2 separate regions of the Mus musculus genome follow, and region 1 is linked to region 2. Evidence: chromatin loops called from intact Hi-C (ENCODE). Cell type or tissue: left cerebral cortex. All regions are shown on one strand. Links, peaks and the distances in the headings refer to the core of each region. The heading gives the core; the rest is flanking DNA. Region 1 overlaps Pam (peptidylglycine alpha-amidating monooxygenase). Region 2 overlaps Gm29461 (predicted gene 29461).

What was found. A loop is a pair of places that touch in the nucleus more often than their neighbours do. Peaks named below come from ENCODE experiments on the same cell type or tissue, not always from the same donor. Only the 100,000 strongest peaks of a DNase experiment are listed, where the experiment ranks them.
Region 1: a loop joins it to region 2, with 2.2 times the contacts of the local background. A loop is called at or near these places in 8 of 42 quality-filtered maps.

Annotation. Positions count from the first base shown.
Region 1 is chr1:97,821,022-97,834,051 of GRCm38, forward strand. Pam (peptidylglycine alpha-amidating monooxygenase) reads right to left here. Exons shown (of 26, transcript NM_001357127.1): 23 at 10,434-10,487; 24 at 4,816-5,019; 25 at 1,915-1,968; 26 at 73-967. The coding sequence ends at 789. Among named protein-coding and RNA genes, the nearest start is that of Gin1, 57 kb to the left of the region's middle. In left cerebral cortex, for the core only: no CTCF peak of the experiment used is centred there; DNase peaks (open chromatin) are centred at 6,763 and 7,193; H3K27ac peaks cover 987 bases.
Region 2 is chr1:98,174,003-98,187,032 of GRCm38, forward strand. Gm29461 (predicted gene 29461) reads left to right here. Exons shown (of 4, transcript NR_151613.1): 2 at 1,073-1,164; 3 at 11,428-11,564; 4 at 12,842-13,030. Among named protein-coding and RNA genes, the nearest start is that of Gm29461, 6.9 kb to the left of the region's middle. In left cerebral cortex, for the core only: a CTCF peak has its summit at 5,254 (motif pointing left); a DNase peak (open chromatin) is centred at 5,257.

The DNA.
Region 1 (13,030 bases), core at 2,767-10,766, 350 kb before region 2:
TGTGTAATTATTAAAAGATGTGTATAAAATGTTGTAAGTGTGCAAAAAATCACAAAAATACACTCTGACTGCTAATGCTCTGAAAACACTTTATTACACAAATTACATTCAGATTCTGAAAAATAGTGTTCTAACAGTGTAACCATCTAAAAATAAGACATCCCGGAAACACACCAACTGAAGAGAAATTTAAAAAAAGAATTTAAATAGAGACTTTTTAAAATTTCTCTCATTGCAATATAATGTTAGTGATTTTAAAAAAATAGAGGGAGATTTAGCAGCTTTTTGTTGTGTAGCAAAGTTTCTCTTTACTGCCACAGGCTGAGAATGCTGAACAGGAAAGGCACCAAAGAAAGACACTGGCAATGGGTGTGGACTGGGAGAATACTGTGTTCAAGCAGAGAATAGGGCTATTTACATCCACAAAAAAAAAAAAAAAAAAAAAAAAAAAAAAACCAAACCAAAACCAAAACCAAAAAACCAAAAGGGTCTCCAAATGTAAATGAGCTAAACTTCCATTAGGGCTTTGAGCGCTACCATGGAAGAGGAGGGCAGCTTCTCTACACTACGTTCATATAAAGACAATGGCACTGGAGTGAACTGGTAGGAAACTCCTCACCTAGAAACACAAGCCAACGGAGCCAAATGAAGTAACTAAGGTGTGTACAGTTCCACACGGACGAGTACAGTTTACAATCAAATGCACAGAACTTTACACGCGTTAAAGGGAAAGGAATCTGGGCACCTCCGTAAACCTCACTCGAGCTCCACGGAAGGAAGGCTGGAGTTCAGGAGGAAGGTGCAGGAGTGGGCAGCGGAGCCGAGTACTCCTCTTCAGACTCACTTCCATCATCTTCGTCCTTCTCTTGGTCACTCCCCTCTGTGCTCACTCGGTCGAACCCTTTTCTGCTGTAGCCTTTCCGGCTTGCAAAGAAATTTCCTAGATTTAAGCCGCTGCTTCCCTTTCCTGAAAAAAAAAAAAGATCGAATGCCACAGTAGAGTTAAAAATTGCACAAAAAAGTCTTTTTCCTTGTAAAATTTCAACATTAAACAGAGACAGAAATTGGGTATGGAAGAGGGTAGAGTGTTTTTTGTTTTGTTTTGTTTTGTTGTTTTTAGACTGATATTCAAAGAGATTTCCCTTACAGAACCAGATGAATACTACTCAACAGACTTTATCAGAGTAAATGATAAAATCCTAAGCTCCCCAGGAATATGTTTCTGCGGAAATACTTCAGATCCATTTTCACAGTCTGGCTCTCTACAGCGCTCCTGAATCGCAACCCCTGAGCTGCTTTTTTTCATTTCAATGACTCTATGAAAAGGTCATAGACAAGCACTGACCACACTATCAGCCACAGGAAGTTTACCAAAGACAAAGCAAACAGATGGAAAGCTAGGGGTGGGGGCTGGGGATGGAGTGCACTAGATGATACAGAGTGGCAAATGGAAAACACAAACAGGGCTGAGCATGTGCAGCGAGGCCCTCACTTCAGGGTCTTCCCTCTGCATTTCTGCTAGGATGCTAAGTGCAAAATACGAAGAAAATAGGAAACAGTGCCTGATTCTTTCTTTCTTTCTTTCTTTTTTAAAAAATTTTTTATTACGTATTTTCCTCATTTACATTTCCAATGCTATCCCAAAAGTCCCCCATACCCACGCCCCCCCCCCACTCCCCTACCCACCCACTCCCCCTTTTTGGCCCTGGCGTTCCCCTGTACTGGGGCATATAAAGTTTGCGTGTCCAATGGACCTCTCTTTCCAGTGATGGCCGACTAGGCCATCTTTTGATACATATGCAGCTAGAGACAAGAGCTCCGGGGTACTGGTTAGTTCACATTGTTCTTCTTTACAAGACACGCGCTCGCGGACTTTGAGCCAGACATGGAGATTCTGAAAGGACACAGGCATACCTCGGAGTCTTCCCAGTACTCTTCCAGAACTCGACTCGAGCTTTCGGTCATGATCTGCTTTAAACGAAACAAAAAAGACAAAAAAAAAAAAAAAAAAAAAAAAAAAAAAAAAAAAAAAAGAAAGAAAGAAAGAAAGAAAGAAAAAAGAAGACGACCCATTTTTAAATGTGTCTCTCACCTCTCACCCTTCTCTATCCAAGGGCTCAACATTTAACATAAGATCGGGAACTTACAAGTGACTACAAATTTTTATTAAAGGGCTATATGCTACTGAGAAGCATAAAGATGGCTGAAAATTGTGGAACTTGAGAAGTATAGAAGGGTAAACTCTTGTCTGTGTCTCTTATAGACTGTAATTTTGATATTATCATTCCTTGAGCCTCAGTTTTCTTTTCTCCAAGAAATGAGAGATCATATCCATCTCTCCATATCTGTGACACATAAAGGGGTATATTATATGAAATGGTAAAACTGTGCTAACATCAACAATTTTTATTGGGATAGAATTAAGTTAGCAAAATAATATATACCAAAATTGGAAGCTTTTATTACAACCATTTAGGGATATCTGCGTTAAGCCTTACTCCTGTTAACAGCAGTGGGCAGGCTTATTTTGGATTTGGATGTGCTGTTCCTCATCTCAAGCCTAAATGAATGGGAATGACAGGAAACCCTGAACAATATCCATGACCTCTAGGTGAGCTCAGTCCTTCCTTCCCCTGGGGCGCCCATCTCCAAGATAAATCTTTTTTTTTTCTTTTTATGGGGGATGCAGAGCTCCCAAAGGACTCCCGCTGTCCCCTTGGGATGTCTCTTCCAACATGGCTTGCCTTGGCCTCCTGGTTTGCTCAGAGAAGCATTAGGGTGCAGGGCAGCTTCATGAAGAGAGCTAAAAGGCAGGTGGCAGCAGACAGGTAGAAAACAAGGCAGGGAAAGGAGGAGAGCTGTCAGAAAGCCAAAAATCAGACTCAGTTCCACAAAGACATAGTGCATTCCTTGGCCAATCGTGGGTGCCCTGTGCCCGCTTTGGTGCCTGGGTGGAACAGCAGTGGAATACATAACCAGGGTGTGTGGGATCAAGGAAAATCCTTCAGGAGGGTTTCTGAATAAAAACCTTAGATAAAATCCATTGGGAACAAAACAAAACAAAATAAAACAAAAAATCTTAGAAATAGTGACAGGCTAATGTACCATTCGGTGGAATGGAACAGAACTGCATAGAATTACAATGTCCCTAAAGAAAACATGGAGGGACAATGGCACTTTCCTATGGCTTGACCTAGGTTGCTACCTTCCCACATAGCTTTATGCTACAGTTCCATGTCTCTGAGAGCAAACAGGCAAACACGTCTTCCCGACTCTCTAAGCCACTTCCTCTCCTTTTTTGAGTTTCCTATCCCAGAGCCCCGCCATGTGCACAAGGCTCTATGCCCTCCTAACATCTGTTACAGTTTTCACTACAGTACATGGGCACCATCCCCTCTTATGGCTTTATAGATCACCTTGTCTGCCTCACCTACATTCTGAGTTTCATCTACTCATCTCTTTCTGTTTGTTTTTCAACAGTTATTGTATTGAACTGCTAGTGTGAAGAACTGCTATTTTTGAACTGCTATTTGTCCTAAGCACATCCATTAAATACCACATCTAACACGATTGTTCTCTTAAAGCTTATGCCTAATTAACTTCCTGGCTGTTTTCTGTTTTTCTTTAGACTTATGATAGTTTCAGATAGTCTTTTTTTGGGGGGCGGGGAGTTAACTATATTGTTTTCAAAGATTTATTTGAAGTAAATAAAAAAGTTAAGGAAAATCTAAGAATCATTACTTTCATAACTTATCAAGTGGAGCTTTCAACTGTTTATGTTTCAGTGTCTTTCTGTGTGTCGAGGCTTTCCCCATGGGTACCCCAATCCCTGCCCTGGCTATCTGGACCTCCATCAAGACCAGATTTTATTTCCTGATTGAAGTTAGCTCCCACACTGCCCCGCAGATTCCTTCCCAGATATAGTTATAGACATTTGCCTTAAGACTTGGAGGTTGCTACTTAAAGGTACAATATAAAGATGGCACCAATTAATTACTTGAATAGCCTGAATAGGTCTCATACTATGAAGGTTATTTTTAAAACTATTGACTTTGGTACTGGACCCTGCCTTGCTCAGTTAGGAAAGGCTAATGTTCAAACTTATGACTATTCAAAAAACAAGTGGTTTGTTAGGTCATGGGGATTCTGGATAAAGCAGAGTCTTGAGAATGGTCCTCTCTTTTTATTTCTCTATCGCCAAGATTACTGTTTATACTCGCTAATGGTATTCGGTACATAGTAGGTCCTAGAAACCTGGTAAATGTTTAATGACCATTACTACGTTACTTCATTTTTACACAACCTCATCTTTTACTCTCATTTTGTCCATGAAGAAACTGGTTTAGAGAGATGAAGTAACTTGCCCAACGTCATGCAGCTAGAAGCTAGAGTCAATCTGATGGGGAAAGAACACAGCCTCAAGATTCCCAACCCAAGTATTGTGAGTGCCGGCTCATTCCTAATAGCAGGGTATGTTCTTCTCTGTGATCTGCAAGATAATTTATAGTGGACCTACAACCTCACAGCTTTTTTATGGTGATATTATTTGGGCTTAAGCCACTGCTAAATGGCAATGGAAGAAGGTATAATATAATCAAACTACAAAAATTTCAGAGGCTCCAGATATACATTATATTCAATAGTAATTATAATTACCTTTTGAGACACAGACAATAATATCATAAAAAGGCAGAGCACATGTAAACCAATCTAAGTCAAACCAAACAGATAAATCACAACGAGGTTCCTAGTGATAATTAGGCCAGACATGCTTTCAAAGGCAGGTTCCAAATTTAAGGGGCTCATTTTACTTGCCTCCAAAGGCCCTTGATTTTTTCCATCGAATAAACATGGCAATGGCCAGCAGGACAACCACAGGGATAACCAGAAGGGTTGTAATGAGAACCACAGGCACTCCCGAGCCTGGATCTTTGATCAGTTTCTTTTTCTCCTGCATCTTCTGCAATTCTGAGGAGGTGGGTTTGTTCTTCACTTTGGGTTCAACAACTGCCTCGGCTTCTTCAGGGAAAGAAGAGTTCACAGTATGCAATTGATTGAAATATTTCAAACCCTCTCACCCATCCCTGCCCAGTCAAATCAACAATGGTTCTCCAAGAACTTGTTGAGACCACTGGATGTGGGGTCGTGTTGTTGTCTATGACGTCAAGAGCAGTTATGGTGACTACTATATAGTTTTCACCTTCCCAGTGGTAATCTTTGATACACCTCTACTTCCCTCTTCAGTCTATAAAATAGATATCATTTTGCATTTTTTCAAGTTTAAGATACATTTACAAGGTTAAGATCACACACTTCATTGTGTAGAGAAAGGAGCTGGTGAGCATTCTGGAGTCAATCATGGTTGAACTCAGGTGTACTAGCAGAATAACTTTGGGCAAGTTAGTTATCTTGGTATTACAAAATCTCATTTGGAAAGCTGTGGTCTAATCTGCTTCATAATATTGTTAGATTTAAACGTGGGTCACAAAGAAGGTGTTTAATAAGTATTTGGTTCATTATATCTTTTAGTTTCTGAATCACTTTTATGTATTGTGAAGTTTTAGTACTCTATGTAGTGTTAGACATTAATTCTAGACTGACAAAGACAAAAATCAACAGTCCCTTTGTGTTCTTTTATATGGATCTCAGCAAGGTATAAGTGCAATATATATCATTTTATTGGTAATGAATATAAGAGGAGCTGGATAGATATCAGGCCTAATACACCATTGAGAAAGAGATCCGATGAAGCTATAGAAGCTACTGCAGGGGCTGCAATAATCATTGACTTCAAATGAGTCTGGGCTTTGAGCCATTCCCAAGAAGCATGTAGGTATCTGGGTATAGCAAACTGTAATGTGCAACAGTTAAGAGTTTAGCCAGAAGTTACAGTCCTGTTTGCTAAAAGGCTTTCCAAGGCTTCCAGAATCTGAATTCCTCACTTTATGATTCTCTGTTTCAATACAAAATACACTGCATGCTGCAGAGAACGCCAGCCCTCAACAAACTGGCAGGAATAGATTGTTTAACACAATTGGGAAAATTGGTTCCTGTTCTGTATATGTAGATGGTTTAACCGCTTGCTGGATACATGTTTCTGACATCCCCCAGGACACTTCACATCGAGTTTATGATATAAACACGCGGAGGATGGACACTTACTGCTTCAGTGTTCTGAGCTGTCTTCTTTTCCACTGTCAGCTACAGTCACTGAGCACTTGCACTGTACTGGGCCTTGCTCTCCTTTAATCCACACACAAAGCTCGTGAGCAGGCGCTACTGTTACCATTTTGCTGACCGCCTTAAAGTCTCCACTTTGTTCCCTCTACTTCACAAAAACAGAGACTACACCGTCACATGTTCACTTGCTTGGCTCTCAAAATTTAAGGAGGATGGAAGAGAAAGGATTGGTTCACGGACCTGACCACTGTTCTGCCATCTCCTTTGTTACCACAGAAAATATATACACAATTATTTTATATCTAAACTTGTTCCATATTTAAACAGGAAAAAAGTTGCAAAAATGGAATCATGGGGTTAAATATCATGAGACATATTTGTATCCTGGTATTCAAGAATGTGTGTATTGCCTTTACAAGAAAGGCCTGCTTCTATTTGAAAGCTGTATACACTAGCAGGATTATTTGCCAGTCTTTTCTATTGGTTACTTCCTGCTTTTGCTACGATGTTTATGCCAATCTGCACCGTGTACCATGGATGAGGCAGAGCCAAGGCTGAGCTATATTAAACAGATGATGTTTGTTACAGACTGAATCAGCCTAGCATTCAATGAGAGCAGATGAGACACAGCAATTGAACTTGCTAAGTTACACCCCACTTGAGACATTCTTGGCTTCCACAGTTCTGGTATTTTGGATATAATCTACTAAAAATTCTTGATCATCCTAACATTTGGAATAAACTGAAATATTTTTAAGTCCTAAAAAGGTTCTATTTTTTCTGAAGAGGTTTGTTTTAAAATGTCTCAGAGTCTTAGGAAGAAAAGCAATATTGCTGTTCCGAGGGGACTGTGTAGGTAAAATGAAAAATCCAACACAACACCACAGAAGAGCCTGGGAATCCCATTCAAATAATGCGCAATCCACATTATATCACTTTACTCTTTATCTGAAATTTCTTTATTACATGTTTCCATATTTTGGAGCATCCCTGGTGAACAGGTGTGAAGAAGTATAAAGACTCTAAAATTAGCCTGTGCCTGAGTTTCTGGAGATACAGGGGAACAGAACACGATGCTCTCTTAGCGCTTAAGATGCCACATGCAGCCTCCCTAGAATATCAGTGCCTCAGAGTCTTATAAAATCAGCAGCTCTCATAACATCTCTTGCTGTACAGAAATAAACATGGTATTATAAGCCGAACGGTAAGTATTTTTTTCTTCTTCTCCAAAGCAATGCTTCTTAAAGGGGGAGTTATCTGTACTCCTTTGTGGGGGGCAATCACATAGTATTTGTATATCTCTATTATTTTATTTCTCTATTTATTTTGCCTTTGCAAAACAAAATTTTAAAAGTACCTTTAAAAAAACCTTTTAAATCTTAAACACATTTTGGTTTATTCCAAATGTTAGAATAATCATATATTTTCAGTAGATAACATCCAAAATACCAGAACCGTGGAAGCCAAAAATGTCTAAGGTGGCATGTAACTTAGCAAGTTCATTGCTGTGTCATCTACTTTCTATGAATATCAAACTGACTCTTTCAGTTCTATAACTAATGTCATACATGTAGCTGTGTGTATGCATGTTTGCATGTGTGTTAATGCGTGTGTGTGTGTGTGTGTGTGTGTGTGTGTGTGTGTGTGTATGTGTGTGTGTGTAGACCTAAAGTCACAGTGTGTGTTTAGAGACATGAAATCTTCCCCACACCCTGGCACCCACATTGCAGACTTTCTTCTTTAATAAAAGCAGTTGGAATAATGAACAGGAAGAGAGGTACATTCTTAATGGAGTAATACAACAACTGTTACCTAGCTCATAACAGATACGACTGAAGGATGAAGATTTTAGAAAATGCATTAGCATGTAACTTCAGAAAACAAGAGAGCTATATCCAGCATGCGGGAGCTTCATTCTCGTGCACAGTCCACTTTCGCCCTCTCAGCTCCTTCCAAAGGCTTCCCTCAATAAGGCCCAAGAGGCTCGGAGCACTTGACAGCTTTCTTTGTTTTTCTTTCTCTCTACTTGGAGACTGATCATGATTGTCACCTTCACCTGGTGCAGGGACAGTGAGCTATGCATTTTATTCCTAGTGACTCTATTTGAAATTTAAAACCCTTCCCAGTTCACTTATTTCTGAAACTTCTTTGAAATGTTGGTTCTGCAACCTTGTGATAATTGGTCAATTATATGAACACTCATGGTGAGAAGTATCATCAAAAGTAGCTCATTTTTAGAGTTATAAAATTAATAAACACCCATGCTGCCAACTATGAATCTGCTTTGGCCTTTGTTATAAAGGTTAGCATCATGATTTTGATAAGCAATAGTCTCTAGAGATCCAGCATGATCTATATTCCTTTTATAATACACATATAATCTTATAAAAGGATGAGAATTATTTGGGTGTTGGGAACAGAGTATGTCCATTTGAGTTGGGATATTCCTGACTAGGAAAGCTGGACTTTCAAGGCAGACGTTTTAGTAAAATTTATTATTTCAACTTCTGGGTTCTGCCATACGACAGGGATGCTTTCCATCTAAATGGATTAATTGTTTTCTTTTCATCCAGCAGCCAAGGTGAGGTCAGAGGTCAGGATAATCGGGCACGTTCTCAACATGATAACTAGTATATTACCATCAAGATTGTTCTGGTAGAACATATTATAACAGAAACAGATGAAAATAGAAAATTCTAGAGATTTCAACATACACTGCAGATCATTCCTAACTTGTAAATTCTTGGATTGATGCACTGATCAAGAGCACAGGATTTGATATCAAACAAACTTGCCTTTAAAACTTGACTTAAACATGTATTGTCTCCTTAGTAATATCTATCCTTGTTTCCTCAGATATAAGATGTATATCACATTGCTAATATAATGATTTCATTTGATAATTTTTGTATTGTCCATGTAGAGTGATCCAATAATAGCTGTTATTAGCAGCAATATCTCTTATAAATTATCTCTTTATTTGAGGATTAAACCTAACATCAATAATACTATGTAAATCGCAATGATTTTTTTTTTCTTTTTTCTTTTTTGGAGACAGGGTTTCTCTGTATAGCACTGGCTGTCCTGGAACTCACTCTGTAGACCAGGGTGGCCTTGAACTCAGAAATCCACCTGCCTCTGCCTCCCAAGTGCTGAAATTAAAGGCATGTGCCACCACTGCCAGGCGAATCGCATTGATGATTTAAGACTTGTGTCTGTATTTGAGTAACAGGAATACCACTCAGTATTTGTCCCTTAGGTAGAATCTCTACAAATGCCAAACAGTGCCATTTATTTTTGCTACAATGTTAGCTCTCACAATGCTGAGCTGAGCCTGCTGCTAACTTTCCTTTCTGCCTATGTCAACTTCCTTTTGCTTGTGGCTTCTTCACACATCTTTACAAACTACTTTCTTGAGCAAGAAAACAAGTGAGTAAGAAAACAAAGATGCTTGGACTTCGGTCTGAACCTCTTCACCTGGGGGTTCAATCTGAAGAATGGAATTGATTTGTGACTTAAAGCATGGCGTGTCCAACAACAAACACCAGTCAAAAGCCTACATTGTCGAAAAAGTACAAACTCAAAGTGGCTCTTGGGAAAAGTGACTAGTCAGAGATTCTGAATGGGAATAGGAGCCACTCACCGGGAGCTAAACTCATTTCAGATACTGTGTGTCAATATGGATGGGGCCATGGAGATGTGTGCAGTGATTTCCCTGAGGTCAGGTGTCTTGTCATTTCTCTCAGGTTTACTACATTGCTGTTTACAAAGGCCCCAGTCAATCTTGTTGGCTCTGAGGTACTACGTCACGAGTTGGTGGGCATGCTAATGTTTCCTATCAAATAGAAGTTACCCACTAAGGTTTTTCACTTGTGTACATGAGAGTTCACGCCGGCTTTTCTAGCATACCAAAAATCCTTTTTTTTCTTTCTACCTTACAAAAAGTCAAAAATACTTCCCAATACAACTAGCTGAATCTTTTCCTTTCTGCATATCTCTCTTGCTCATTATAGATTTCTTAAGTCCTCCTCCATAAGTGAGAATCAGCAATGATCAGAGGCCCTTAGAACTATTTCCTTCAACATACAAAGAAGTGGCGGCGTGCAGGCTTAAGAGCTCTGCAAAAAGCAGGGAGCAACGACTTACCACATTATATATTTTTAGCTTGATAATTTTTAACCTGCAATCAAGAGCCCAAAATAATCCAACTAGATAGCTTTTGGTTTCACAGTTGAGAGAGGACTCTGACCAACCTTTGATTTCCGGGACCTCAATGCCAGCCTTTTTAACTGATCGATGCTCCACTTCTGTAACAGCACAATAAGAAGAGAGAAGAATCAGAATCCTCTAAAAGAACATTAAAAACTTAACCTTGATACCAGTTTTAGTCAGTTACATAAATTTCCGAAGTCTAACTAGAGGTCAAGTCCATGAATCCTCTATAAAACCTTCTTAGTGTAGTTGAGGTAATATTTTTAATAACTTATTCAGAATAGGGTTTTTTGGGGGGGATTCATAATATTACATTGTTTCTGAAATATCAGGTAGCTCTGTTTATTAGGTCCAAATGGCAGAGCTGGTGACAAAATTCTGTTTGCAAGGCCCCCACTCTCCCATTCCCTCTCACCCCTCCCAGATGGCAGTGCTGGTGACAATGTCCTAAATAGAGGGCTCAGACCTGGTAAACAGGATTGTTACTGGGTAAACAGACACTTAATTCAGCATTCCACAGGCAGTCTGTTCTCAAAGGTCAATTATTTAGGACAAAAGCATCCAATTCCCACTTAATCTAAACAGCCGGTGCCAGTCAGAGGCCCTCTGCTGACTCTCAGATACAATCCACTTGCTTTTCCACCATTTTGCTTCTCTCAGAGCTCCCTCCCTGAGAGATAGCCTTGGCAGTTTGATCCCCACAGACCTTTCTACCTAAGGAATGGAATGATTCAGTTCAGTGGTTTTACCACTCCCTTGCTAACGTTGTTTGCACCTGGACAACATCTTAGAGTGAAGGTTGTTTCTTTATTTTTCTGGAAAGGTGAATAACTTCTGGGGTAGCATAGGCTGCAGGTCCCTCACAGTCCTCACTGGATTAAGAAGTCCCTCCAGGAGCTGTAAAGCAGGACTGAGAGTGTGTGTGTGGATACTTCCTGAGGGCCTGAGATCGGGAGACTTTGACTTAATCCTGTGTTATTTCCAGTGTGGAACTGATACACTAGCTCTATTGGAGTGTGAGAAATAGGTGGCAGGGCCTTGGAAGACACAGGGCTGTGCTTTCATGTGGCCCATGTCCTTCTATCCCCCTTTTCTGCTTCTTGGTCATAAGCTCCCTTGTACCACATGACACTGCTGCTGTGACTTTCTTTGTAAACAATCAAGGATTGAACCCTCTGAAATCGTGAGCAGAATATGGTTTTTCCTGATGAACAGTTTTGTCACATCTGCCAAGACACCAAATGGTTGAATCTATGTGCACTATGCTAATTGGGTTCTTATCTCAGAATACTAAAAGTCACTCAAAGATTAATTAATTCAAAGCTCAAAAGTTACTGAATACAGCATTGGCCAAATTGAGACGTAAAATGTACATTATATTTGATTGAAGTTCATAGTCTTAATTTTACTTTTCTTCTAACAATTTGTTTCCTTTTCTTGTTAGGACGTGAATTTATGCTGTTATTGACATAATTTATTAATCAAGTTTTCATGTCCTTATTAACTCTTTACCTAATAAAACTATTTGCTGCAGCTTTAGATACCACAAATCTATCATCCCCAAATCCTTTACTAATTACAACTATCTCCTGTTGCTTAGACTCCAAAATACTTAAAAAGCATTTCTGGATATTGGATATTTTTGGCCAAGTAAACGTTCACTGAACTTCAGATAAAGAATGTTTTGATTTATAGCTTGAAACCAGGGACTATGCTAGCATAGTTTTAATGATGTGCACATTGAAATGAAAGAATTCGAACATTCTTGCAAAAATACAGCGCCAGCATCCAGCTCAGGCCACAATATCTGCAGCAATTTCCTCTGCCAGATACTATCGGGTACCCTGCTGAGACACAATGATCCCCTGGCTATCAGACATCCTGGGGCCCTTTCTCATTTGTGAAGTAAGTTAACATTAAAATGGATCTTGGCCATCTAACTTGCTCCCAACCCTTTTCTCTATCTCTTGCCTGGGATTCAGAGAGCGCGGCTGAGGGACTTCTGTTGTGAAACCTCACCCTTCTCTAGGGAGCCATAAGAACAGATCCCACTTCTGCCTCAAGAGCTCTGCTTCTTCTTCTGAGACCACACCATTCTGTCTATCTCTGGTGCTTCATCCTGAACTCTCATAGCATCTCTGTCACACAATTCCTCTCCTCTGTCTATCTGTGACGTTAATAACTTTTCTAACAGATGCCTTACTTCTCAATAATCCAGCTCAATGTCCCCTTGAAACAGCTCTATAGACCTAACAGGAAGTAAGCTATTCCAGTGTTCCCTTGACTCTCCTTCCCCACCCCCAACTCTAAAACCTAACAATTTTACACTAACTGGCTAGGTTCTGATGGAGCAAATGTGTTCTTTATGTTCTGAGTTAAATAAAAATACAGCAACTCAGTATCTGGAGGAAAGCTGAGCCCTAAGTGTCAGGGAAGGATGCTGTTGTCCCTTGAAGCTCAGTGCTACAGAGAGCCACATGGGGTGATAGCTCGTGGCAACAAGCCAACCTCTGCTTTGTCAAAGCTGTCTCTTCCTTCTGTAACCAAGCTGGAATTAACACTGGCTTTTAATGTAACAGACATTACTTCACACATCAAAAATTTCCTGTGGAGTGTCTCTGGAAACAAGGCAATGACT
Region 2 (13,030 bases), core at 2,119-10,118:
TGACAGTGACGCCATTATAAATCATGCACTTTAGTGTAATTCCCAGAGCTAGAGAAGCCAGGCCACTGTGATTGAAGCAGTGGATTGAATCTCTGCTGCCAGATGGCTGTTGAAATATAATGGGCTTATAGCTGTCAGCCACAGCTTGAGGCTTGAATGCAAAGGGTAAGCTAGCTTTTCAGTGATGGAAAATGGAAAGGTGGGTGGATACTTAAAATATTTGCATTGTTTTTTATTGGCTCATGAAGGGTAAAGGAAAATGTTATTCATGCATATTCTGCCTGGGATACTATTTTAGGGAAGGTTTGTACACATACGCCACACATCAGGATGCTATTGCTAGTTTTTGTATACACTGTCTTTGAAAAGAACCAGATCAGAATTCTTGAGCTGTTCACCCGGCTTTGTTCTGGTAGTTCATGAGAAACACACCCAATGAGAAAAGATTTCCATGACTTCCCCAGCTTTTTTAGTATGAGGTTTCTAAATTTTCTCTAATCACTGACCTCATTTTTCTGGTTACGCTGTATGTCACAATTGGTTTGGGGCAAAATTCCTTCAAATTTTCTATTCTGTGCCAGAATAGCCTTGAAACAATATAATTCTTGACGGGATGAAGCTGTTTCCGTGTTTCTGTAAGTTCTGTTAGAGAACGCATCTGGAGCCATTCAACCATGTGCAGTGTTTTAAAACGCCAGAATGAGGGTATCAGAAGAGCCCCTTGAGGAAGGAGAGATGACGTTTGCTGTGCTCTGCTAATATCAATTCCGGAAGAATATGTCTGGCAACACATTTATCCTGATAAACATGATGATAGGGAACAGTTTGTTTAAGCATCGGCTGAATGTATTTACTGATACATCTGTATATAGGCTGTCAGGCTGCATAAAAGAGGCCATAACAGAATACAGTTGCAGGCAGTGAGTTATATAATGAGATCAATCCAGTGAGAATCTGGCATCCAGACGCAGTTTTACTGACAGCGTGAAGAGTCAGCTTATCCACCCAAGTTAGGGATACATATATTTCCTTTTGGTCACTGTTCATGAAATCACATTGTTATCTCCTTCAGCTGTTCAATGAGCCTCTGGAGAGATGAAAGGCAAAAGAGAAAGGCCTCCGGCTAAAGACTTCATGGCTGGGAAACCCACAATTTTTATGCAGGTAAATTTCCTAAATAGAAGAGTACCACAGAATCTTAGGCCATTTGGAAATAAATATGCTGTTCCAACCCTGTGATATTTGCAAAACCCTATAGTATTGTAGCTCTCTTACTCATAAATATAGGATAGTAGTCTTTTAAAAGGCCTAGAAAAAAATCATCCCAATGAAGGTAATATTGAAAACTAGTGACGCAGGGATTACTGAAGTCAAAGTGAGTAGGTTTTCAATCACTTTAGTTTCACAAATTGACACTATTAAGGTTAATATATAGATGCCTGCCAGCACAGTTACCATTAAGAACCTATCAGTATTTCCATTATAAATCCCATTTTTCAGGGGTTAATAACTTGGTCATAAAAATTCACTGCAGGCTGAAATCAAGTCTTGAAAGGAAATAATTTTCCTTAATCCCAGCACAAGAGCTTGCTCATGTTCCAGAGACTAAGATGGCCTGATGTCAGCAGACATAGATTATGTGTATTGGAGTGTTCCAAAGAAACAAAATCAATAGGGTATATAGAAATATATATGAGGATATTCATTATGAATTTACTTCTAGATTCTGAAGGCTACATATTATATCTGCTGAAAGGGGGCCAGAAAAACCAACAATATAGTTTCAGTTCCAACTTCATACCTTAGACCAAGAGGAGAAAATGGGGACTGAATTTGGGTACTGAGAACCAGGAGCATGGATGCCCACAGCAAGGAATGGCAGATACTCTAGTTTAAGCAGGGAAGGGGACCTTCACCGTTTTCTCTAATTTTGGCCTCTAGGAATTAGATGACACCTTATCCACACTGGTTAGTGTGAACTCTGTAACTCAGTCTACCAACTCAAATGCTGATTATCTGTCTGGAATACCCTCAGAGATATATGCAGATACTTAGTTTTACCAGATAACCTGGCATCTTTAAGCCTGGTCAAGTTGACACTGAATGTTCATCATCAGATGCACAAACTCTTATCTAAAAATGTAGCACCAATCCTGCTCCTGTCGGGCATGGCAAGCATTATATCTGCTGTCATTTGTTTCTTGGTGTTTTCTTTTTATTATTTTTCTTTCCCTCTTTCTCATATTCCATTTTTTCTCTCTGTGTTTCTCAAATTCATTATTTTTTTTCCTGCATCATCATCTGGAGTGAAACTCACTTCTTCCCACATAATAAACATTTGAATATTTCTAAGTGGAGAAAAAGCAAACACTTCTATGTGTAAGGTCAAAGCTGTGTGTATGACTACATGGATATGCTTATTTTCCCTCTGTTACGATAATCTGTGCAACACGAAACTATAAATAGAAACACTGTGTGGTTATTTCTATATGTCAGTAAAGCTATAAGGTATAGTTCCAGTGTGGAAGCTGATTAAATTATATTCTTTTTTAGTAGCCAGAAGAATACTACAGACTTGTTCGATATTTACCATATCCACACTAAGCATTATAGTCTGCTTCCTGTTGCTGTGATAAACACCATGACCAAAAGCAACTCGGAGAGGAAAGGGGTTTATTTCAGCTTACAGGTTAGATGCTATGGTCAAGAGAACCCAAGGAAGAAACTCAAAGAAAAAGATTTAAAGTAACCAAGAAGGAAGGTTGCTTACTTGCGTTCTCCCTCTGACTTATTCTACTTCCTGTTGTATATGGCCCAGGCTTCCTGCTAGGGGAAGCACTACTCACAGTAGACTGCGGCCTTCTCTGTTGTCAATTAGCAATTAAGAGAATGCCTCACTGATTTGGTGGCAGGCCAATCTTAGATGGACAATTCTTCGGGTGACGTTCCCTTTTTCGAGGTGACTCTAGGTTTGTGTCAAGTTGGCAATTGAAGATAAGTATGTCAATAACTGTGGAATTATACTCATATGTAGATAGATAGATAGATAGATAGATAGATAGATAGATACATACATACATACATACATACATACATGTTGTATATTGTGATGGTTTATATATGCTTGGGCCAGGAAGTGGCACTATCAGGAGGTGTGGCCTTGTTGGAGTAGGTGTGTCACTATGGGTGTGGGATTAAATTCTCTAGTCCTTGCTGCTTGGAAGCCAGTACTCTGCTAGAAGCCTTCAAATGAAGATGTACAACTCTCAGCTCTACCTGTATCACACCTGCCTGGATACTGCTATGTTTCTGCCTTGATGATAATGGACTAAACCTCTGAACTTGTAAGTCAGCCCCAAGCATATAGAAACCATCATGTATGTCAACTCCTAGACATAGAAAGAATTTTAGGAGTACTTTTTCTTTTAAAATAAATCTTAAATTAAAATAGAATAACACCACATTCCCCTTCCCCATCCTTCATCCATATCAACCCCTCCTATGCCTTTTTACTTTCAAATTAGTAGTTTCTTTTCTTTTTGATTATTATTGTTACATAAATATGTATGTGTATACAAAGATATAGAAATTCAACCTATGGAGCCCATTTTTGTTGCCTGTGTGCATATGGTTTCAGGACTGACCACCACGTATTGGATAATCAGTAACAGGGCTCATCCCTGGGAGAAGCTAATTCTTGCTCTCCTAGAAGGTTCTCATCTGAAGGTGGAACTCCATGCTACATTTCCTTTATGACATTAATATTATTTATTAATATTGCCACTGTCCTGGTCTTGTTTATGCAGCCATTTCTAAAAGAGACGGTTTTACAGCCACGTACTGGTATTCTAGCTCTCAGGATCTTTCTCCCCTTTCTCCTGTGTTGTTCCCATGCAAGAATTTATATGATTAAAAATTGCATTACCGCCGGGTGTGGGGGCCCATGCCTTTAATCCCAGCACTTGGGAGGCAGAGGCAGGTGGATTTCTGCGTTCGAGGCCAACCTGGTCTACAAATTGAGTTCCAGGACAACCAGGGCTGTACAGAGAAACCCTGTTTCGAAAAAACAAAACAAAACAAAACAAAAAATTGCATTACCTACAACATTTAAAATAAAGTCCAATATTTTAAAGAGTTCATTGAGAATATTTTGGTGGGTAAAGGCTATTTTACTTTTTAACCGATTTTCTTTTCTTTTCTTTTCTTTTCTTTTCTTTTCTTTTCTTTCCTTTTCTTGTCTTCTTCTGCAATTTTTCAGTACTTAAAGTTCTACTTCTGTGTTTGCTGTGTGAGAGGGAGTGTCAACCTCTGCATCATTGATTAGTAAACTTACTAGTCAAAGTATTAGGGAGCTGCTTTTCAGGAGAGCTTATATAGACTGAATGAAAGAGAGAGATATTTTTCACTGTGAGAAAGGAGAGCAGAACAACCTGAATCACTGTGGGACATTTCAGTGAGTTCCTTGGACAATTAGGGATTGATGCCACATGTCTTCGGGAGCATACACGTTCTAAGTTCTTCCTTCATCTTCCTATTGGTGTGCTGAAGGTTTTGAATTATGTATCCTATGTGTGTGGTGCGCTGTGGGGGGGGGGGGGCGGGGACGCGCATGCTTGCGCGCGTACGTGTGCAGAAGTAGATGTTGCGTGTCTTTCTCCGTTACTCTCCACCTTATGCTTCGAGATAGGAGCTCTCACTGAACACTGAGCTCACTTATTCTGCTAAGTGACTCACCCTCAGCTCTAGGGTTTCTCTTGTCTCTGCCTTTCCAGGCCTGGGATCACAGGTATTTTTTTCTGCAGGGATTGGAGTTTAACCCTTGTGCTTGTACAGCAAGGACTTTGTGACACCTCCTAGCCTGTGACCTGTGCATTGCTGGCATCTCCTAGTACTTAGTCATAACTTAGGATTTCCTTTTTGAGATGGCCTAGTCGGCCATCACTGGAAAGAGAGGCCCATTGGACACACAAACTTTATATGCCTCAGTACAGGGGAACGCCAGGGCCAAAAACATGGGAATGGGTGGGTAGGGAAGTGGGTGGGGGGAGGGTATGGGGGACTTTTGGGATAGCATTGGAAATGTAATTGAGAAAAATACATAATAAAAATATTAAAAATTTAAAAAAAAGATTTCCTTTTTGGCCTGTGTGATATAGCCATACTTAGTGTTGGTCTGATAGTTTACTTTCTAGCTACCCCTCCCATGTTCCTCAAGGGGCAGTTAGTGAGGTATCCAATGTGCCATGCTGCCCCCTACTGGTAAGAGAGGCTGTTACAATTGGGGCACAACCTCAGATTGTTAACATTATCTACATTTGAGCTTATGAGAACTTGCCATGAATTCCTTTTTAATACAAAATAAATAGTGTGCAATAATTCTTTTACCTTACCATTTAGTTTGGGTTTTGAAATTCTTCCGTTTGTTTTCCTTCGAGAATTTATAAGGCGTAGCTTCATTTTCTCATGGTCTTTCTCTAAAAGCACAAAACACATTTTCCTACCCATGGTTTTTAGAAGAATTGTGGCAACATTTTCTTTCTCTTTACACTTACACTAAGAAAAAATTGATTCTTTATGGTTTCAAACACGAGATTTTTGTCTCTAAATTGAAAACATATTAAGTGTACGTGTGTGTGATAACTAGAGTATTGGTTCTCACTCTTTTGAAGGCTAGCCATGACAGATTAGGGCTCTACTGGTTGGTTTCTGATAATGCTTGTCTTTCTGCTTTTCAGATTTTCTCACATGATGACATGGTGGGAGGCGAGGAGAGGAGAGGAGAGGAGAGGGGAGAGAGAGGGAGAGAGGGAGAGAGAGAGAGAGAGAGAGAGAGAGAGAGAGAGAGAGAGAGAAATATTTCTTTGTCTTTTCCAGTTATAAGAACATCAGCCCTGTTGGCATTGAGCCCCAACCTTATTACTCCATTTACATCTTGTCACCTTCCTTTGGTCTCTATCTCCAAATAAAATCATGGCAGAGATCAGAGCTCTTCAGGAACACAACATCTTATCTGTAATGGAAATAATAATATGCACATTTCAATAATCTTAGTTTTTTCAATTACCTGCTTGAACTATTCTTTTTAGAAGCCTAGATACATTGGGTTAAAATTAATCTGACACTAATATTAGAATGATAAGGTATGGTCAAAACACAGCTGAGAAAATCGATCTAAATCCCAATGGATGGATGGGTAGATAAATAGATAGATATTAATATGCTATTTTTCATTACAAAACAAGTTGTAGGGTGTAGCCAGAGAAAGCCCCTAAGAAGAATTTGTGTTTAGTCTCCTCCTGAAAGGTGTTCAGGTTTTTACAAACTTTAGAGTGTAAGGTGAAGAATAGTTTACCACCAGGGAGACACAGACTTACATAAAACATGCATTACAGTTTAAGGAGCTGAGCCCGTGTGTCAGAGAGGACATTTAAAGATTTTCTACAACCAAGTGCTATTGTTCAGTATTCCCTAAGTATCCACAGAATGCTGGTCTAGAATACAGAGCACACGTGTGGCCTTTGTTCTTTCTAAGTCTGCAATCAAAGACTGAAAGTGCTTAGGTCTGACAGCTTGGCACTTTCAGAATTTCCCTAAATCACATCGTACTTTTCCAGTGGGCTGTCATGCTGACTAAAGCAGTGGGTTATGCGATTTGGGCTGAAGCCGCCACAAACAGGCATTGATGTGCAGTTGAAACAAAAGCAAAACAAAACTCTCCCTCCCTTTGTTTCGTTCTTTCTTTGAATGCCTGGTGGGGACAGAATAATTTCAGAGCATCTGCTGGAGCCTCTAGCCATTGCAGAGTATAAGGTGTTAGAAACAACCGATTTGAAATCTGTGATATCAAATACTTTTTGTTGCTTTCTTTGAGTTTCCTTAAACAATTTCTTCCTTCCTTCCTTCCTTCCTTCCTTCCTTTCTTTCTTTCTTTCTTTCTTTCTTTCTTTCTTTCTTTCTTTCTTTCTTTCTTTCTTTCTCTCTCTCTCTCTTTTCTTTCTTCCTTCCATCCTTTCTTTCTATCTCTCTTTTTTCTTTCTTTCTTACTCCCTCTCTCTTTCTTTTTTCTTTCTCCCTCTCTCTCTTTCTTTTTTCTTTCTCCCTCCCTCCCTCCCTCTCTTTCTTTCTTTCTTTCTTTCTTTCTTTCTTTCTTTCTTTCTTTCTTTCTTTCTTTCTTTCTTCCTCTACTTCCTTCCTTCTTTCCTCCCTCCCTCTCTCTCTCCTTCCTTCCTTTCTTCCTTTGTTCCTTATTTCCTTCCTTCCTTTCCTCTTTCCTTTCTATTTCCTTTCTTCATTTAAACTGTGGTGAAAGCAGACCTAGAAACACAATTTCATAGTTATGGGTATGAATGTTAAAGACACGGCTCTCCCTATACATAATCTCATCCCACCCCGTGAAGTGGCCATGTTCCTAATGATACCATGTCCAGTTATATAAATGTCCTGCTTTGATGAATGTCCCTATGCCCTCAAGTGAAACTGGGATCCATACCATCATCACATGAAAGATACACAGCTATAAGCCTATCCTTTAGGAGCCTGAATCAGAAGGATTGCCTGGAGTTTGAAGCGAGTCTGGAAAACAGAGTGAGTTACAGACACACCTGGACTCTAGAGTGATACCTGTGTCTAAAATGATAATAATGTGACTGCAATGCATTCATATAAGAGAATATGATCATATATTTCTCTTTTTTGTGCAGTTTCTGGTCCAAAAGGGGAAAAAGTATAGCTGTTGAATGTGTCTTTATCTTTTATCTAGAGATAATTTTTTTCCCTTGATGATCTGTTTGGAGCTTGAGTGGACTCTTCTGCACTTCCTCTTGAGCTCTCTCCACCACACTCTCCCATCAATCACAAGAAAATGTGCCTGTTCCTAGTCCTCAGAAACCTGGTATTAATAAAGTGTGGTGTTATCTCTACTCAGGGGATGCATGGTTTTGGATTTATGTATAATTATAGAATAAAGTCTTTATTTCTTTTTTTAAAAGAAACATTAAACATGAGCATAGAAAACAACTGCTTTCAAAGTCAGAGGGACTTTCCATTGCTGTTGAAATCATGGAGAAGACCACTTATCTTCTTTGAGAAGATTAGTATTCAAACTGTTTATGTAACTTTAGAAGTAGAACTATAAGAAAAGAATGTGTCTGTATAGTATTTAGGAGGTCAAAACGGTCAAACTAACATTTCCTGGTAGTTTCTTATATGTCAGGCAGCATGAAAGTGCTTTTACATTTCCTTAGCTCATGCTAAACTTGCCAGCAATGCTATTTACCATATAAGAAATAAAGCCTTAGAGGGTATACTGACTAGGTTTGTGTCAACTTGACACAGGCTGGTGTTATCACAAGAAAGGAGCTTCAGTTGGGGAAATGCCTCCGATAGATCCAGCTGTAAGACGTTTTCTCAGTTAGTGATCAAGGGGGGAGGTCCCCTTGTGGGTGCTGCCATCTCTGGGCTGGTAGTCTTGGTTCTATAAGAGAGTAGGCTGAGCAAGCCAGGGGAAGCAAGCCAGTAAGGAACATCCCTCCATGGCCTCTGCATTAGCTCCTGCTTTCTGACCTGCTTGAGTTTCAGTCCTGACTTCCCTTGATGATGAACAGCAGTATGGAAGTGAACACTGAATAAACCCTTTCCTCCCCAATTTGTTTCGTGGTCATGATGTTTGTGCAGGAATAGAAACCCTGACTAAGACAGAGGGTAAAGATCTCCAAAACCCTCTTAGCTAGCAAATGACGAAGACTGGTCTCTCTGACTTGAGTGTTTATCACATTGTACAGTGCTGAGAGCAGTTGTCAACATGCATTTGGAGGTCTGATTGCATCTATTCTATTCAAAACTTGCTATGAACATTCTGAATTAAAGTGTCCACCTCATGAGTGCTTTGTAACTTTGTTGGGTTTTAGAAAGTAGAATGAAGATAGATCGCCTTTAGAAATATCTTTTTTTTGTTTTGTTTTAATTTTTTTTAATTTTTATTTTTTTAAATATTTTTTATTACATATTTTCCTCAATTACATTTCCAATGCTATCACAAAAGTCCCCCATACCCCCCCCCCTTCCCTACCCGCCCATTCCCATTTTTTTGGCCCTGGCGTTCCCCTGTACTGGGGCATATACAGTTTGTGTGTCCAATGGGCCTCTCTTTCCAGTGATGGCCGACTAGGCCATCTTTTGATACATATGCAGCTAGAGTCAAGAGCTCCGGGGTACTGGTTAGTTCATAATGTTGTTCCACCTATAGGGTTGCATATGGACCTGGAGGGCATCATCCTGAGTGAGGTAACACATTCACAAAGGAACTCACACAATATGTACTCACTGATAAGTGGATATTAGCCCAAAACCTAGGATACCCAAGATATAAGATACAATTTGCTAAACACATGAAACTCAAGAAGAATGAAGACTGAAGTGTAGACACTATGCCCCTCCTTAGAATTGGGAACAAAACACCCATGGAAGGAGTTACAGAGACAAAGTTTGGAGCTGAGACGACAGAATGGACCATCTAGAGACTGCCATATCCAGGGATCCACCCCATAATCAGCTTCCAAACGCAGACACCATTGCATACACTAGCAAGATTTTATCAAAAGGACCCAGATGTAGCTGTCTCTTGTGAGACTAGAAATATCTTTATTCATGAATGTGTTCAAAATGTTCAGTATAAGGGATGAAAAGGTTATTAGAGCAGAAAGGATATCTAAGAACTGCCTCACACCTAGCTGGCATATGTTACTCTTCAACTAGCTTCTGAATATGAACACTTCTGCATTATTTGAGAATCAGTCAGATGAAGTGGAGCCACATGATTTTATTGTTAAGCTGAACAGTCAGGACACTTATAGACACTAACAAGTTGAAAGTATGGATGTCACATTGCTTTATACCTAGAACATGTGGTTTGTCTGTTAGGGTTAATGAGGGTGATTTTCTATTTACACTGGATTAGATTATTTTATAGTTTTACTTAAGATTGTAATATAATATTTTACTGAAATGCATAAGTCCTGTTTTATTTCATTGAGAAAGAAAGAGAAAATTGGGTGGTGAATAGAAGCTCTTTAATAACAGTTCGAAAGATACTAACTGACTTAGTGGCTTGTGAGGCAGGATTTTTTTTAAGGGAAACATGCAGATTATTTTAGGATGTAAACGATACACATTCCTGAGTACCATAGTGCAAGGAATGCAAACAAATCATATTTAACTGAACAAATATAGCAGATATCGCATTGAATCAAATCTCTCTGTATGAATTAGGACTAACTTGAAATACTAATTGTGTGTGTGTGTGTGTGTGTGTGCGCGCGCGCATGTGCGTGCGTGCATGTGCATACACACACATACACCCACTAGACATACTATTTTGTCTTCCATTCCAACAAAAGGTAAAAAATATACAGATGTTTTCCTGAATTCTTTCAGAAGTTACTCTAAATCAATGTGATTATTAACAATATATCTTGCTAATTTAAAATGTATTTTCTATGGACTTACATTTTACGATGATATTTTTTCCCTGACTTTCTTATAAGTTAGAAATAGTAATCTTCAAGCCATTAGGAAACATACTGTTAACCAAATTATTCAGTCTAACATGAAGCTTCCACAGTTTGACCTCTGTTGCATTGCTCTTGCGTAGTCTTTTCTGCTTTTAACTTTCATGATCAGATTGAAGACGTAAGGAGCATACGACTTTACTGATGCTGTCCTTCACTGTGATGGTGATGGCAAAACACAGGGAATGGATGGATAATGTGGTGCTTGGAGTTTTAAAGAATTCTGAGTATGAATGTCTATAACAAATATCTAGAGACTAGAATGACTTGGAAACAATAGATTTATTTCTCCTAGCTTGGAAGGCTGGGATGTCAAGAGCAAGGTGGCCACAGAGCCTGTAACTGGGAAGAACCTGCTTCGTGCTGTGTACATGGCTTCTCATTGTATCCACACATGGCTGAAGGGGGACATATCCCAACGGAGTGACTTTCAGAGTGACACTGACAAGATCCACTCCCATAGCTTCTATTTTATTAATTATATCAACTTGTGGATTAATGTTTTGTCACATGAATTTTAGGAAAAAAGCTGAGAACACAGTAGGCTCATTTCTATTTACTATTTCTAATATCAAGTTGGCATACACAAATTGAGGCTTTTTAGAATATAATTTATACAGCAGATCCACACCATCATAAAAGTTGGATCTCCTCAATTTTTAAAGAAATGCTATTTGTTCTTGCTATCTTTAAAACATGAATGATTTTAAAGTGGCCAAGTCACTTTAAAGAGAATCTTTTGAGCTTTGTGGAAAGTGATATTTATAGCAGCTTGAAACTGAATGAAAGCAAGTTTGGGAAGGAGAACATTGACTGACATTCAGGATAACATGAATGCCTACTGTGTGACCTCCTTTCACAGAAGTCCTTACTGCTGTGGGATTCCAAAGGAGAAAGCAGTGCATTTTTCATGAAAACAAAAATGAAATAAAACAAAACCAAATCTCTCAGAAGATAGAAGTGAGATGGGTTCCGAGGACAAATTGATTAATCTATAAGGTAAGTTAAGAAAGTACTTGAGAGGATAGAGGGTCCTCATCGATCTCCTCTCTGAACAAAACAGCACAAACACTCCTGAGATCCATTGTCTGAAAAGAAAGGAATTATTTAGTACTTTTCAAACATTAAAACAGTTTTTATGAAGCCAGGCATGGTGGCATATATACACCTAGAAATTGGAAGGCTGACAAAGACAATTATGAGTTTGGGGATAGCCTGAGCTAAACATGAAGACCTTATCTCAAAAACGAAATAAAAAAACAGAGTAGCACCCTGTTTTATGTGAATTCTTTGTCAGTCAATTCTTTGTTCCTTCGACATAATAAAGGAACATCAAGACTTAACTGGGCAGTGCAATGGCCTGTTGGGAGTTGCCTATAAACAGAAATCTGCCCGAATAACCCAAATAACCTCAGAGCTTCTCTGAGATCTTATTGGAATTCCATAGACTGCTGATGGCCATGATGCTGGGGGTGCTTTTCAGGGGTAGAAACCTGAGCTATCACCATTGTGCAGTCTTCTGATTCTGGTTTCTCCTTTCCCTGGATACAAGTTCGTGGGATTCTAGCTAGGGGAGTCCAGGTATTAGGACACAGAGATGCTGAAATAGAAAGTGAGTGACAGGAGAAGAGTGTAGAACAGAGAGGAGAGGAAAATGGAAGAGACAAGCGAAGGAAAGAGAAGAGAAGAGCAAAGGGAAATGAAGACCAAAGGGAAGAGAGGAGAAAAGGGAAGAGAGGAGAAAAGGGAAGAGGAGAGGAGGGGAGAGAAGAGAGGGGAGAGGAGGGGAAGGAAAGAGGGGAAGGGAGAGGAGAGGGAGGGGAGGAAATTTATTAGGAAGAAACAGTCTATGCTTGGATGCTCTTCTGGGACTAAGATCTGGATATATAGCCTGACTCTCCAGGGGCCCCTTGGAGACAGCATGCTCAGCTCTACCCTGAACTGCATTTTATCAGTGCTGATGTATGGAGGGGATGGCTCTATTTTGTTCATTAATTTACTATAAAGTATATGTTTGGGAAGCATATGTTATGCACCAAGTAGTGTGACAAGATTCTGCAGAGGAGACAATCAAGACAACAACAAAGACAATAAAGTTCTTTTTGTAGTGATACACCAAGACGGGAGAACTGCATGTAGGTGATACTGGGAACAGGTCAGTGGGCCAGATAGAGACAGTGTTAAAGCCAGGCACATGATGACACTGATAGTCTCAATGTTTTAAAAAAATTCACAAAGGAGTGTTTCTCTTATACTTTCTCTGAACTTTCTTCCAGTGATCAATATTGATGAATTTATCTGGTCTACTATGGAAGAACTCAGTAAATGGAAGATCCTCAAAGTCTGCAGATTCTAGCAAGAAATGCTCTGTGATATTTTTCTACAGGTTCATGAGCTAAAAATGACAGTGGACATTCAAGTGTGGTGTCCAGTGAGACAACTCATCACTGGCTTCAAGTAGGGAT